Linked DNA regions of Homo sapiens: region 2 is linked to region 1. A link is a contact called in ENCODE Hi-C or POLR2A ChIA-PET data. All regions are on one chromosome and are shown on one strand. Each heading gives the region's core, a stretch centred on a gene start or an enhancer-like site at or near the end of the contact. The rest is flanking DNA. Distances are from core to core; before and after follow the strand shown.

Region 1 (7,635 bases), core at 1,523-4,022:
TAATAAAGGAAGATCCTAATGCCTCTCTTGTCTATGTGCTCTGATTCTTCTAGAGAAAGACAGGAATCAAGGTGTGTGTTGAATCGCACTGTGGACCCTAGAGAAGGATTATCTAAATTCAGGCTCCTATGTATGACAGGGAGGAGGACCTCCTGGTTTCTCACCCAGCTCTGCCATTGACATTGACCTGTGTAATCTTGGTCAAAAATCTGACTTCCTTACCTCACTTTCTGTATCACGTAATACTTGCTAAAACCAACACCATCCAAAGAATTGAGTGCCATGCTGGCACAGAGCAGACATCTACACAATGATGTTGACTGAATGAATGCTTGAAATAATCCTATAACTCAGGGCTTCTCAATCTCAGCACTGTTGATGTTTTGGACTGGACAGTTCTTTGTTGTGAGAAGCTGTACTGTGCATTGTAGGATGTTTAGCTACATCTTGGCCTCTATCCATAAGATGCGAGTAGTACCCTGCTCCCATTGTGACAGCCCCAAACGCTGCCAGACATTGACAAATTGGTCCCTCACCTCCACCCTCCATCCCTAGCCAGTGGAGAACTACTGATCAAAATTATAAAATTCTGGGAAAAAAATGACAGGACTTTAAAAAGTTAACAAAGAAGAAGTATTCGGGTAACTTATTTATAATTATTCATTCTTTTAATAGAATCGGACATTAAAAGAAAGTCCAGCAGATGGCTGAATTGAAATGTATCAAGGCTAGCCTTGCAAACAGACACTATCATGTACTTTAAATGATGCTGTATGTGTTGAATGTTCCATAAATATAAGTAATGTACTTTATGCTTCTTGGAATGTGAGTTCTATAGAAATAGTGTTGTAGTAGAGCAGTGCTTTTCTTGAATATGTTGGTGGTTGTCTTTATTTTTTTCTTCAGTGCCATATTGCTGGACTATTGCTGAAAAATCTTAACCTACCTCGTCAGCCCACCTCCGTGACACTTCCCAGAATAAATATCGAGTGTACTATTTTTGATTTTGCAATAAGAGATTCCGGGATGGTGAGCTTTTTCTTTTTCTCACTTTCCATGGGGACATAATTGCCAAAGCCTCACTCACCAGCCATGTGCAAGATATTATATAAAAGAAGTAGGAGAGAATGATAGGAAAAGGCAAGCAGTAGAAGAGAGATTTTATAATTTTATTATTATTTAAATACTAGTGTCTCTTTTGGGGGGCAACAAGTCCTTTTGAGTGGATTTGGTATATTACCACTGTGTACAAAAGTAGAAATAAGGACTGATAGTTAACATTTGTTCTCAAAAGCAGGGTTTCATGGTATGGTGAGGTGGCATTTAGAGACACAACTGTTATTGCACTTACAAATGGGAGCAGATTGCTCCAAGACATCACACACAGGGTACTCCCAGCCAGTATTGTGTTTACTTTCCCCTCCCTCATTCCCTCTAAGCCAATAGCACCTGGTTGTCTGCATTTATGTAAATGCAGGCTCCTGTGTATAACAGGGAAGAGGACCTCCTGGTTTCTCACCCAGCTCTGCCATTGACATTGACCTGTGTAATCTTGGTCAGAAATCTGACCTCCTTACTTCACTTTCTCTATCACATAATATTTGCTAAAACCAACACCATCAAAAGTGGTCATCCACGGGGCTGGACAGAGGACAGGAAAGATGAAAAGAAAACTCACCTTTCCTCCATGTGTATAAGAAAGGACTTTCTGCAATGATGAAAGGCATAACGCATAGCATCAACATTTAGTTTGCAGCAAATTGCATTCTGCACCTTTTTCTAGAGATGAGAAAATGTCTTCCAGATGAGGACCTTGAAGTGTGAGATGGAGGTTGGAAAGGAGATGGGAACCTATGCTAAAAATGCAAGGATGGAGTAACTTCAAGCTCAGGGTTGAGTAGAGTGTATATTATGGGTGCAGTTTTATTCAGGTATCCCATAGCTTAATTTAAAGCACTTGGAAGATGTGAAGACTGGGAGTAGATAAGTCATAAAATGCCAAATGTCAATAGGTGGGTGGATGTGAACTTTGGGAAGACTGCCTTGGAGCTAGACGCTACTCAAATTAGAGCTCCTAAGTGTAGACACTTTACATTTTCTGTGGCTGTGAAGGAGCATTGGGAAATTGCTTGGAGTTGAAGAAACGAGAAGGGTCACATGTATACTGTGGAAGGCAATCATTTATTAGTTCAAAATAAATTCCATGGGTTAAATACTGATTTGAGTTCATAGGAATGTTGACGGAACCTGGGAAGTAATGAGGGGTGGGGTGATTGTGGAGGGGAATGAGTGGGGTCCCCATTGTGAAATGCAAATTGTGTGAAATTCAAAGACCTCTGTGCCAAGTCTAAAGCAATTTCTTTTACTTATGGTACCCGTTGACATTAATCAAGCCAGAACATTTTCCTTTAAACCAAAAAACAATTAGCCCTGACAACTGAAGTAAAATTAGCTTCTTGGGAATGACCTAATTGTTCTTTTGGGAAGGCTGGACACTGGCTTGCCCTTGGCTGTGGTGTCAGCCCTGGCAAACCTGGCAGATCTCACAGACTCTCGTGGGTCCTTTCTTGCCACAGAAAGCACAAAGGACAGAGGGGTTCAGGAGGTCACAGCCCTCCCCAGTCATTTGCAATGCCTGCCATCCGGAGAATTTTGTGAGTAAATGCTACCCAGATTCCTGCGAAAACTCCCATTCACTGTTGGTACATTTGACTGCCTGCCTCTTTGGTGGCTGGAAATTTCTCCCAGCTGCTGGTAGATGGGTGTGTCCACTAACCCTTTCCCCACCTCCATTTTTCTGGCAACTGCTCAAGTTTTCAGGATTGCACTGGTGGTGACAGTGATCAAGATGAGAGCTCCCATTCCACCCTGGTTATTTTTGGCGGCTGTGAGCAATGCAAGACCTCAACTTTTGGCACTATGTGGTTGGGATATTAGGTAACCTTTTTCCTGTGCAAGTACAGACAAAAGAGAGTGTCCTATCTTGGCGTTCGTTCATCGGCCGTTTTTACAGCATTCTGTTTTCCCATTGTTCCTCATAAGAGATGGCTCTGGAGAGGCTGAACATTTATTAAGTATATATTGTTGTTTTTCCCTCCTAGATTGAAAACATAGATGCCTGCTTGAATTTCCTGGCAGCTAAGGGAATAAACATCCAGGGGCTGTCTGCAGAAGGTGAGTCAGAGCGCTTGTCACGAAGCTGCCTCTTCATCATTAGAAATGCCCACCTGTTACTTATGAATGATATTAACACCATTATGACAAGGGATGCTTGTGGGCTCCTCTGGTTTTGTTTTCCTTTATGTTGCTCAGTGGTTGCCTAGACTTGAGGATGCCAAGGACTCACTCCAAGAATGTGGATTCAACCATACCAGCCACCTCTGCAAGACCCTGAGAGGGTAGTGAAGGGGAAGCTGTCCTATTTGAGAAAGACTTGCTTAAACAATGCTGATTTGATTCACCTGTCTAGTAATTCAGTTAATTATCAAGTCAGGCCTCATCTATGGGAGAGAGCATGCTTCACCACAGAGCATATTTCAGCTGTACAGTTCCCGGGGAAAAATGCTTAATCCTTATCTCTTTTATTCGAGGAAGCAGCACTTTTTCTTGCTCTTAAAAAAGCATGTGATTTATTAATGCAATGCTGTATTTTTACATTGTGATTAGTTTTTAATTAAATTTGGTGGCTAATTAGCACATGAGTGTTCACCAGTGTTTTGCTATTAAATTAGTTATTGGTCTGGAGATGGCTGGTTCGAATTCTCAGCCACCTCAGACAACAAGTCAGCCTGAAACTTTCACGCTCTCTCCTGTTTGTAAATACAAGCAGCTGCCAGCTCAGAGCTGCCATAGGCCCAGGCATCCTCCCAAGCTCATTAGGCTGCACCTGCCTCCAGTTTTCCCAGAACAGGTAAAGCAGTTTGGGCTTCAGATGATAGCACCTTTCCCTAGTGAGACTGCTTTTTGAAAGGAGGCCTGTTAGCATGGACTCTGGTGGTCAGAGTGGGGCAGAGAAGAACAATGAGGAAGGAAACAGCCAAATTGAGCAGGTAAGTTTGCAAGCATGATGGATTCCATCTGGGACCTGTTCCTTGCCTTTGCTCTGCTACACGGTGAAAGCTTGGTTTTCCTGGCTGCGTTTCTGAGTGGTAGTCTCTCCTGGTATTGGGGGTGGGTGGTATAAATGACCACTATTAATGCCTCGTGGATGTATTGCGTCTCTGAGTGGGACTGTAGGAATTCCTCAGTTAATAACTCTGATGTGCTGGACCTGTTCCCAGTCAGGCACGGCCACACTGCTTCCAGAGTTCGCAGAAGCAGTTGTCGTGTGGTCAGTCCTAATCCCAGAAGATTCCCCAGCCCTGGGGTACGGACCCTCATCCATGGGGATAAGATCAGGGCTGGCTGACATGTGGAATATGCTTTGCTGGGGGGCGGGGGTTTGCTGGGAGTAGGAAGATGCAAATTCCCATTCAGAGGAGCACATGATTTCCTCCTGGTAGAGAGTTCTTGTGCTGGCTGGTAGGTGGCAGGGCATACTCGTCCTAGTTTCTGGGAGTGCTTGAACTCCTGGGACAGGCCTGTGTCCCCCAGCAGAGCACCAGCAGGGACTTTTACAGAGGTGTGTTTGGCAGCAAGTGGCAGCAGGGCCTCTTGGGTATGCAGACTCTGCAGGCCTGCTTCATCCTGCCTGGCTGGTAGTGACCCCTGGCTACTCAGCCATCTACCCATTGGCCTGACTTCTGCCTCATTTGTTCTCCCCATCTGTCCCATCCTCTCTGTACCCCAAGGCATAGAGAATCTATGCAATAAGTATTTGTTGAAAGAACAAGTACCAATTGTACTTTGCAGGATTTTATCTGTATTGGCTTCAGTTCTCACAACTAAAGTTGGAGTTTATAACAGCCTCAGTTTATAGATGAAGAAACTTTGGTTTAAAGAGGTTATGAGCGGCATCCCTGAAGCATGTAGCTAGAGAGTGGCAGAGCCAGGATTTACACCCAGTTCTGTGTGATTTCAGAGCTCATGATTATGGCGTCTTCTGGGATAGAGGTGGATAAAATCTAGGTATGCCATATAAAGGTAAAAGAAATGAGGTTTAAACTCTTTGTCACCTGGAGCATTGCTTCAGAAGATGTTATAGCCCATGGAGGCACATCATGCAGAAAGACACTCAGCTGTCTGCCCCTTTTTGACATTGAGATGACCCTTGGAGGCTCTGAGCATGGAAGAGCATACCATAGCCAGTGTGCTGTGGTATCAAGCCATTGTGGTACAACCATGAAGGAGTTTTGTGGTATTTCAATAACTGCCTTAACTGTGCTATGTTGAACCCCCATCCTTCCTGCTGGGTCAAGACTCACTTAATGATATTTTGGCCAGGATATATAACTCTGTAGTCATCTTCAAGTTGTTACAATTACTTGATGCCCATATTTATGACTCAGTGACGGTCATTTTTAAACTTCAATCTCAGACTCTACTCAAAGCTCTTTACCCTCATTCCTTCCAGTGTAAATGGCTTTAGGAGTTTGAAGAGAGATGGGGGCATGCCGGCGTGACTTTCTCTCCTTTCCCCTTCCCATGTTCTTGTGCCAGAGCCCCCAGGATTGAGGCAGCACAGAGGAAGCAGAGTTCTGCTGCTGGGGAAGGTGCTGTCCTCAGTATACATCACTGCCACTGTCTCAGCTGGTAGTCTCAGCAGGCCCTGCTGACCAGGACTTACTCCCATGTAGCTCCCGGGGCACTAGTGGTCTTCTGTGAGACTTGGCCAGATCTTTCACCTCAGTCTTATGATCCCTCCGGTACCTACCATAGGACTAGCAGGAACGTGTGGGCTCCATTTTCCACTTGCAGTGGGTGGAACTGCAAGGCCTCCTGTCACCTGGCAGCGGTCCCCCACCAGACAGTCTCTCTCCGGTTCTTTTCCTCATTCAGGTGGCCAAGAGGCAGATCAGCCGGGTCTCTGCTAAGCGGATGTCCAATTTGGGACTGGAATGCCAGGCCCTCCTTCTTGCCAGCACCCCCACTTTGAGCGATTCTTAGAGCTACCACTCCCTTGACTTCAAGGGGCCCAAGGACTCTGCTGCCTTGCCTCCTTGGTGAGGGGAGGAAAATATCCTTTCTCCATGATCATCAAACATTGTCTCCCCAAAATGACATTCTGTCATCTAGATCTTCTTATATTTTTTGGAGGTTGGGGAGTGATGAAGATATGAGTGTTAAAAATGTGAACTGCTGCATTCCTTTGGGAAAGTGGCCCCAACGTCTGCCACATTCTCAAACTTACAAAAAGCAAGGGTACTTACAGCCTTTAATCCTCAAATTTGGCCTTATTCATAATTTCAGGGTACAGGCAATATCTCACTTGACATCATGTTACATTACAGGGATAGATTTATTGAGAACTTACCACATGTCAGTCACTGAGCTAAGTGCTGTGCATATTTATATCTTATTTAGTACCCCCAGCAACCTTATGGGGTCAGTATTAGTATTATCCCCCTCATGCAGATGAGCAAACCAAGGCCCAAAGAGATTAAGCTACACATTATAAAAAGGAGGCCCACAAGATCAGCAGTGGCTAAACTACCCACATCTGCTGATTCAAAGGCCTGGTGTGTGCTACTGCACATTACTGCCTATGTTTCTATCCACCTGCATAACTACTAGCAAAGCAGTGTGGTGTATTAAAAAGTAATGCAGATTTAATGCTTTTTGTTCTCCTTTTGAAGATGACTGAGTGCCCTGAGGCTCCTTCTCTGATGAAGAAAACATCAGCAGTTGGAAGGCCCCATAGATACATCTCCACCCTTTCCCAGTCTAAAGCTGGGTTTGCACTCAGGAGGGTGTATGCACCTGTCCTCAAAGCATTTCAGCAGCTCAGGCCTGCCCCGACCCGCCTGCTGGAGAGCCACAGGGAGCCTTTGTTCTAGGGCACAGACGGCGGATGCTTGGGGGCAGAGGCTGCAGGCCTGAGTGAGCCCCATGGAGGTGCTGCTGGTTTGGGGAACTTCCCTGGACTAGGCCTCCCTGCCCTGTCAGTTTTCCTGAAGATTGAACCCATCTATTTGCTCTTGGAGATGTGCCAGAGTCCTGTGAGCTTGGGCCTCCCTTTGCCCTGGGGTGGTGTTCAAGATCCCCCACCAACCCTTCCCCAGAACACACCACCTGTCACAGCCATCTGTAAAACTGCCCCTGTGAGGAAGGATGGCCTTTATTTCTGGCCATTTTGAGAACACCTGGGGTTTGTGCTATCTGGCCCTGAGCCCATCCTCCTGCAATGGAGAAATGGAGGTTGGGGAGTAAGGCATATTCTATCTAGTTCAGCAAATGTTTCCTGGGCACATCCTGTATGCCAGGCCCAGTGCTAGGCACTAGGGTACACCAGTGATCAAGCCAGTCATATTAAACTAACCTTGATTCCAGTTAATAAGACAGAGCTGTGTTAGTGGTAAGCACAGGATCCGGTGGTGACCAAAGACAGGCAAATCAACTTTTGCTGGGGCTCTCAGTGGGGCTACACAGAAGTGGGACATTTCCCCCCAGATTTCATGGGATGAATAGACATTTGCCAGACAGAAAAGGAAGGTGAAAGGAAATCTAGACAGAAGATCAGGCATAGGTAATATTAAT
Region 2 (7,635 bases), core at 1,787-4,286, 55 kb before region 1:
TCCTGTGAAGCTTGTTAATAAACACACCTGGGCCTGGGCCTTATGGCCTGAGGTTGAGGTAGATGCCCACCTGGGATTTTGGCATCTGTATTTTAATAAGCTCTACACAGATTGAACTCTCCCAATATAGGCTGTCACAATGCCATATATTTCTCCTTTGTACCTTTTGTCACCGTTTCCCTTTGGCATCTTTTTATAATATCTTTATTTGACATCCTTATTTGATTAATATCTGTCAACTCCCTCAAGACAATAGGCTCTGTGTCAGTTTTGCTCATCATTCTGTCCTCAGAAAGGGTGCATTGTAGGTATTTATTAAATATTTGTTGAATGAATGGGTGGAATGACACACAGCAACACTGAGGAGGAAGAGAAAAATGTGTGTGATTTATCGAACTCTTCCTACATGCTAAACGGCTGTCTAGTTGCTTTCTAAATATTATCCAGTTCAGGGATTTGAATCAGGTCCGGCTGACATCAGAATCCACACCCTTTCTGTTGTGGAGTTCCTGCTGGTAGGAAGCCTCTTGTCTTCTGCTTTGCATGTCATGGGCTCTCCTACTGGACTGGATGGAGCTGTGTGGGTGGCCAAGGAGGAGGTCAGAGGGGGAGAAATGGCAGCACCCATTTAGAGTGTCACCCAGGCCTCATTAGGAAATTGACTCCCATTTGGTTTGGGAAGGGGGGTGTTTTTTCCTGCCTTTTCATGCTCACAATGAAGGTGACATTGATTTACAAGTCAGTGGGTTGGAGCAGGGAAGGGAGGCTTCTATGGGTGGAAAAGATCAATTAAATGATTATCCCAGCTGCCACACACTAATGCCTTTCTTACTGAGTTTCAAAATCAGGAAGCAGAAGGTTACCACATTTAGCCTTTTACAGGAAATCTAATTGCCAACCTTGTGGTGCCAAGGTTTATTAGATTGGGAAGAGTTGCTCTTAGTGGCTGGCAGTTTCTGGCATGACAGAAAGCTTTCCACTGGCCACCTGGAATTGTAAATGACTGCCTCCTCTTCCTTTTTGCGTGCTTTTGCTAAAGTTTTATGCAGATAGCCTTTTGTGATTTTTATCTTTTTGTGATTTTTATCTGGATTCTAGGGGGATGGTACTTAAGCTTGGTAAGCAGTCAAAAAAAATATTTATTCAATTCCTACTATGTGCTATGCCCTGGTCTAGTGGCTGAGAACTGCAGTGGTGAGCAAAACAGATACGCGTTGTCTTTAGAATCCTTTGCCTGGAATGGTCTTCCTATGGCTTAGTGGTTCCCAGACTGTAGTATGCATGAGGACCACCAGAATGCTTGTTCAAACCCAGTCTGCTGATTATTTTTTCCATCGCCTTTCCATGGTCCTGTCCACATTGAAAAAAGGCAATCTCAAGAGCAGACCAGAATTCAGTCCAGCAAGCAACTCTTGCACAAATTGCACGGCTAAGCTGCCACCCCCCACAATTTCTGATTCAATAGGCCTGGAGTGGGGCCTGATAATCTGCATTTATGATGAGTTCCCAGGCCATGCTAATGCTGCTGGTCTGGGAGAACCACCCCCTGAGCCTTTGCATGGTTGCTCTCTTCTTATCAGTTGGGTCTCTAATCAAATATTACCTGCTTAGAGAGGCCATTCTTGATTTCCCAACCACATTATCCCTCCACTCCTGGCCATTCACTCTCTAATGCATCTTCATAGCATTTATTATTCTCTAATATTAGTTTGCTTATTTTTTATTACCATTTTGTCTCTCTCTCCTACCTCTCATCCTCAGTAGAATAAAGCCTCATGAGAGCACTTCCTTAGACACTGTTGAATCCTCTAAGATTATCAGAGTACCAGAGTATGTGCTCAATAAATACCTGAATGAATTAAATAATTACAAGAGTAATGAGTCATATGAAGGAAAGACCTAAGATGCCTTGGTAGTGTAACAGGTAGACCTAAGGTGGAGCAAAGATATTGCATTTCATCCTACTTGGAGCAGTTTCTAGATGTGGCCTTAACACCTGATTTAAACACTGCATACCAGAGTTTTGTCTTCAAGGTTACAGGCTGTGGGATTTGTCTGCGATCATAGCAGGCCACTCTGGATTTGCTTAGTTTTTCCATCGCCTTTCTATAGTCCTGTCCACAATGAAAAAAGGCAATCTTAAGAGGAGACCAGAATTCAGTCCAGCAAGCAACTCTTGCACAAATTGCATCATGAAGTTGCCAGGCCCCTATCTCTGAGCTTGGCAGGAGGCAAGGCCTGAAATTTACTTCTTCTAATAACCTTCCACCTGAAGCCTATACTCATTCCCTTGTTGGAATCTGGAATCCGGCACCCATGCCAATGTCTCGGTAGCCTTTTCATAACCTCTACAAAGTTGAATGAAGGCTCAAACTCTTCTTTGCAGGAGTGAGACCTTTCGATGAAACATGTAGATTCCTCTCCTGCACTGGCCTTTTAGAGAAATGTAAGGGCAGGCACTGTTGTTTTTTCTTTTCAACAGAGTCAAGCAAAAGATGAGGCACATGGAGGCACCATGCGACTAAAAGCTCTGAGGATGATTGTCAAAACCCCACTGGAGGAGTTGGAAAGCATGTAAGGTTTTGCTCTTGTGTGGCCTCAGCAGCCACTGCCTGGTTCAAGTGAAGTTTGCACAGTCCCTTGGCCTAGAGCTTCATGCCCAGCTTTTGCCAAGCGTGGGCCAAGTGGGGGAATGATTCCCCAGGTTTGTTTGCCTGGGGCAGCCAAAGAAACAGTGATTTATTTCCCCTGAGTGTGTCATGAAAATGTAAGCACCGAGAGTTGGATTATTTTGGAGGGTGAGAATTTGATGGGGGAGATGGAGATGGAAGAATTGCAGCAGTTTGGAGTCAGGGCTGGGGGCCAGAGGGCCGCCCAGTGGGTTGGGGTAACATAAGCTGCCGCTATTCAGGAGGTGGCCTGTGTAAGAAAATCTGACCACAGCGGGTGCGTGACTTCAGCTAAAATTAACCTTGGAGGCTTCACACGCTTCCACAGTGCTTTGAACTAGACACTCCCAGAGAGGGCATGGGACGTTGACTGCTGAGGACTGCGCTGCTGCTGTGGGTTGAGCCATGCCTGTAAGCATCAACTTATGGGTTCCCGCTCGGGGTCAAAGTCGGGATTCCTGTGACCATTATAAAGTGGTAAGCAACCTCCAGGGATGTTGGCAGGGTCTCTGGGGAGAGACAATGAAGTTTATTTGAATTGGACTTGTGTTTAGAGATGGTTTCAATTTATTTTCTATGCAGAGCAGAGACCACGAGCCCTCCAAGCAGGACTTTCATCTGTGGAAAGCTAGAAGAGCTAACTGCCACCTTTGTGCTGCTTTTTTGTTTCATATGTCCGCCCAGGGTGAGGGCTGGGTGGTGTATTTTTAGAGCAGGTAGAGAAAGATCTGTCTGGACATTGTTGGTGGCCTGAGAAAATACAACTGCATAAACCAAAGGCCAAGCTGAGGAAGCTGAAATTGGGAAGGTCCTGGATGTCAACAGGTGTGGCAGGTTTCGCTTGTTTTCTTAATTGTGGGCCTCAGCAGGTGCAAAAGAGTTGGAGGAGATGCCAGGGAGTACTCCTGAGGGCTTCATTGAAGGAGGGACTTGCTTGGGGGAAACTGGAAGCAATTTCCTGTTCAGTGAGACCCATGGATGTCCCGGGAAGGGCCCACTGCCCTCTCCCTCCCCTGGCCAGGGTGACCTGAATGGTATCATTTAAGCTGGAAGGCATCTGTACCCATGGCTTTCCACTTGCTGCCGAGAATCCATTTGGGAGCATGCATTCACAGAGCAAAAAGGCAAGATGCATTTTTATTCCTTTATGCCTCCTTAACCTTCAGACAGTTACTGTAACTCAGGGGCTAATGGCAGTCCTGGTGCCTGCAGCTGTGTGGCGCTCTGGTTTTACAATCAGAATGGCCACTTTTTTGTTTGTTTGTTTTGAGAGAGTGGATCTCACTATGTTGCCCAGGCTGGTCTTGAACTCCTGAGCTTAAGCAATCCTCCTGCCTCAGCCTTCTGGAGCAGCTGGGACTCCAGACTTGAGCCACCATGCCCAGGTAGAATGGTCACTTTGATGTGGTCAGAGGCAATGGCTTTATGACAGAGAGAGAACCTTCTTAGCCTATTCTTCTTGTAAAAATGCTGTAGTTTACCCTCCCCTCCTAAAACTTATCCTTCTCCCCCACCTATCTAACCCAACTTCCTAGGCAACATTAGCATTATTAGGTGGCTTGGCAGGTGCTTATTTTCTAGGAAAGAGTGTGCTTCTCTTATCTGCTTAATGCTTACTCTATACAGCTGACCTTGGAGTGATCTATTATAAAAACGTTTAAACCCGCAAAGCATTTGCTTTGGTGAGCAGATATTCTGTGTGGCCCTTTATGTACAAAGATAAGAACGATGTGGGTATGAAAGGTGTAGGGAAAAAAACCCCTGCATGAAGATACGTTTTCACACAGTTTTGAGGTCATTTTCCATGTGAGCCACTTTACTGAGTCCTCTGAGTATTTGATATCCTCTTGTTCCTTCATCCTCTGGGTGTGTGGCTCATTAAAGGTGGAAGGCTGCTGGGATATTGGACATGTGTGTCGTTTGCTCTAGATGTGTAGCACTACCCAGGCCAAGCACAATTAATGGGGATGTCCCTGAGTTCTCATTATTATTTTTAACTCCTGGGGTCTAGGCTCACTGCCCTGTGGAAGAGATTTCTTTTGAGATAGAATGTTAAAAATAGACATTTCAATAGGAGGCAGCTATTGTATGTGGTTCTGAAGTTGGATGAACACATCTTATATGCCTGCATGGGAATTCCCATCCCATGCTGGACCTGGGTGATTAGACATAGAATTCAAATTCCCATCTTCATAGGAACACAAGGCTCCTTCCAGTTCCATCCTAGAACTTCTTCTTCATCGTGGTCATCTGAATGACCTGGCCTGATTTTTGTAACTGCCTTGTGGCATAAAGATGACTGGACTGAGTTGGAATACCTGGTCTGTTAGCTGGACAGATGCTAACCTTGTCCAGCTGGTATCTCACTGGCTTCATCCATGCAATGGGGAGAATGCAAGCTGCCACCGCCCATGTTTCCCAGGATTGTGGTGAGGCTCAGATTGGATTGTATTTACAAAAGAACTTTATAAATGGTAAGCACTGCAGACAGGAGGCAGAGACAGCACTGTTGTTAGGACTTTATTATTCTTCTTGAGATGAATCAATCAGGGCCTTCTTCCAGGACTTTGGAGAATAAATAGTATCTTTGTGCAAATTGTTCTTTTGTGCTCTGGGCCAGGTTGTCCCCTGGGTAGAGGAGACACCCCTTCTTTCCTAGGTGCCAGCTTGGTGTTTGGTAGTCTTCGTAGTAAACGCCTAGTATAATAAAAATAATAAACATGAAAAACCCGAGATGCCCTCAGGCCTGAGAGCTCTGACATCTGGGCTGGAGAAGGGCCCGGGGCACAACGGTCATTTCCACTGTGGCCAAGTCTCTTGGCCATGGAGTTGCCGAGAAAGGAATGAGGCTCCCAAATGGGGAAGGAGCAGGCAAGCGCATTCCTAGGGCCGGGCAGCGCCAGCCACTGCTGGGAATTGCCTGCCTTCCAGAGTTTTTTAAAGCCTTTGCTACACAACTTTCCCACAAGTGACACAACAGTCTTTGCCAGGTTCTGTGCCTCTCTGCCCAACGGGCTGGAGGGCCATGGCCATTTATGAGAATGTCAGATCTTCTCTAGTCCCTCTGTACCTTCCTTCACCCCTCTGTCCGTTACCCCTCCCTGAGTACTTCTGCAAGTGTGCTCATAGGTGCTTCACATTTTTTCCTCATTCAATTCTTCATCTAAGTTGGTGCAGTAGATGCTATTATGATCTCCACTTCACAGATGAAGAAGCTGCATTTGAAGAGTTTAAGTGACTTGCCTGGACTTGGATACATTAGCAGAAAATTCAGGGAAGTTTATGGCTATAGAATAACATCAACACAGAATATCCGCCCTCCTAAGCAAAAGCTTCCAGGGTTTAAACATTTTGCAATTGATCATTCTGAGGTCAGTGCTTTATGGTCCATTGTTTGTGGTTGGCATCATTATGTAAAAATATGTAAATATACCTATAATATCTATTATTTATAAACAAAATCTAATTTTCAGGCCCTTCCGCCTCCCTCTTCAGGTGAAACCAGAGGAGGCTCCCACCACCTTTTTTTTTCCCCTCTGTGCCTTCGGTCACAGCCCCTTATGCAGAAAAAGGGACTCCACCTGGAGCCCTCTCTGGATCTACTTCTCCCAGATAAATCAGTCGGCTGTGTAATCTTTCAGGAAACCTGACCCCTCATCTCCCAGGGGAAATCCTTAAACTACCCACCACCCCACTGCTCAGGTTTCTTGGGTAAGAAACATCCTCAAATAATCACCACGAGTGCACACAGTTTGCCTTTGGTGTTGGGAATTTTAATAAGCAATGTACACCTTATATAGCCACTCACCTGCCCTGGTCTGAATGGCCCTAAGAAAACAAAAACAAAACAACAAAACAAAAATCCTTTACCATTAAAAAAAATCTCCCAGGCTTTCCAGAGTGATTATATAGCCTCACATCAGTCTCCTGGGGTTAAAGCATTGAGGATCCCATTGGAAATGTAAATGTTTTTTGGGAACTGTGACTCACCTTTCTCTGCCAGAGCTGTGTGCCTGGGACCTAGTAAGCCCTGATGGAATGGAATGTGGGTCAGGTGAGTTTTGATCCCCAAGTCAGGCAGAGACAGTTAGGTCCAGTGTCTGGGAATGGGGGAACACCTGGAGCGGGGCTTTTGGGACGCCTCAGTGGGTGATGAGGTCCGAGTTGGGGGAGGGAGGGCCTGGGCAAATTGAGGATGGTCAGTGTTTGGGAGACCAGTGCCAAAACCAAAGACACTCATGTGAAAGGAGGGAGGGGGTGGCCAAGAGGGCCTTTGAGCCAGCAGTCCTTGAGCAGGTGCTCTGTAACAAGCACGCTGAGAGGTCCTGCAAAGGGAAAACTTGAGCTCATGCTCTACCCACTTGGCCCTGTAAATAAAGCCGGGTCACTCTCTTAATGGGGAGTAACTGAACCTTGGCTCCAGCTCACTTGCTCCTGTCCCTTCACCTACTAGGAAGCGGAACTTGGCACCTCTTGTCCTTTCTGAGAAGGATTCCACTTGCCCTAGAAAGCACCAGTAAGAATACAGATTGCACTGGAGATCTCCAAGGGGAGAGTTCGGATCGTATTCAGTCTCCCTAAAGGCCCCTCGATCTCATCTCCAAGCCTTCTTGCCCACCCAGATAGCCTCTTTGCACCCCACAGGCTTCCCAGCTCCAGATCTTACCTCTCTCCCTGAATTCCCTTTTTTTCATGCAAAGCATTTTAGCACAGTCTACTGCCCCCTAAATTTGCATACTCTTACCCATCATTCTACAAAACAAAGAGATTTCCAGTTTGGGGGAGGGGTAGGGGTAAGGAGGGAAAATAATAACTCATGTTTTTTTCCTGTCCCACCTGTGTGTATTTAGTGATTTTTTTTTTTTTTTTTTTTTTTTTTTTTTTACTCCATCTCACCTGTCTATACTCAGTGACGTTTAACAGTTGGCTCTCCAAGGAGAAAAGCCTGATAGGTAGTACTTGCCAA

What was found. A loop is a pair of places that touch in the nucleus more often than their neighbours do. ChIA-PET counts read pairs that join two places held with the same protein, here RNA polymerase II (POLR2A). Pooled maps may share reads with other maps.
Region 2: a map of gastrocnemius medialis shows a loop between it and region 1 (11-fold over the local background). The contact joins two enhancer-like sites. A Hi-C loop is called at or near these places in 2 of 168 maps with a recorded cell type or tissue (dorsolateral prefrontal cortex and gastrocnemius medialis) and 4 of 50 pooled maps. POLR2A ChIA-PET finds 5 or more read pairs at or near these places in 3 of 52 experiments (H1, K562 and WTC11).

Annotation. Positions count from the first base shown.
Region 1 is chr11:19,865,824-19,873,458 of GRCh38, forward strand. NAV2 (neuron navigator 2) reads left to right here. Exons shown (of 38, transcript NM_145117.5): 4 at 3,102-3,174. Among named protein-coding and RNA genes, the nearest start is that of MIR4694, 110 kb to the left of the region's middle. Within about 2 kb of position 2,773, at least 6 of the 41 ENCODE cell types and tissues checked have a DNase peak (open chromatin) inside an H3K27ac peak, as active enhancers do.
Region 2 is chr11:19,810,710-19,818,344 of GRCh38, forward strand. The region is part of intron 1 of NAV2 (neuron navigator 2); the gene reads left to right. Among named protein-coding and RNA genes, the nearest start is that of MIR4694, 54 kb to the left of the region's middle. Within about 2 kb of position 3,037, at least 3 of the 41 ENCODE cell types and tissues checked have a DNase peak (open chromatin) inside an H3K27ac peak, as active enhancers do.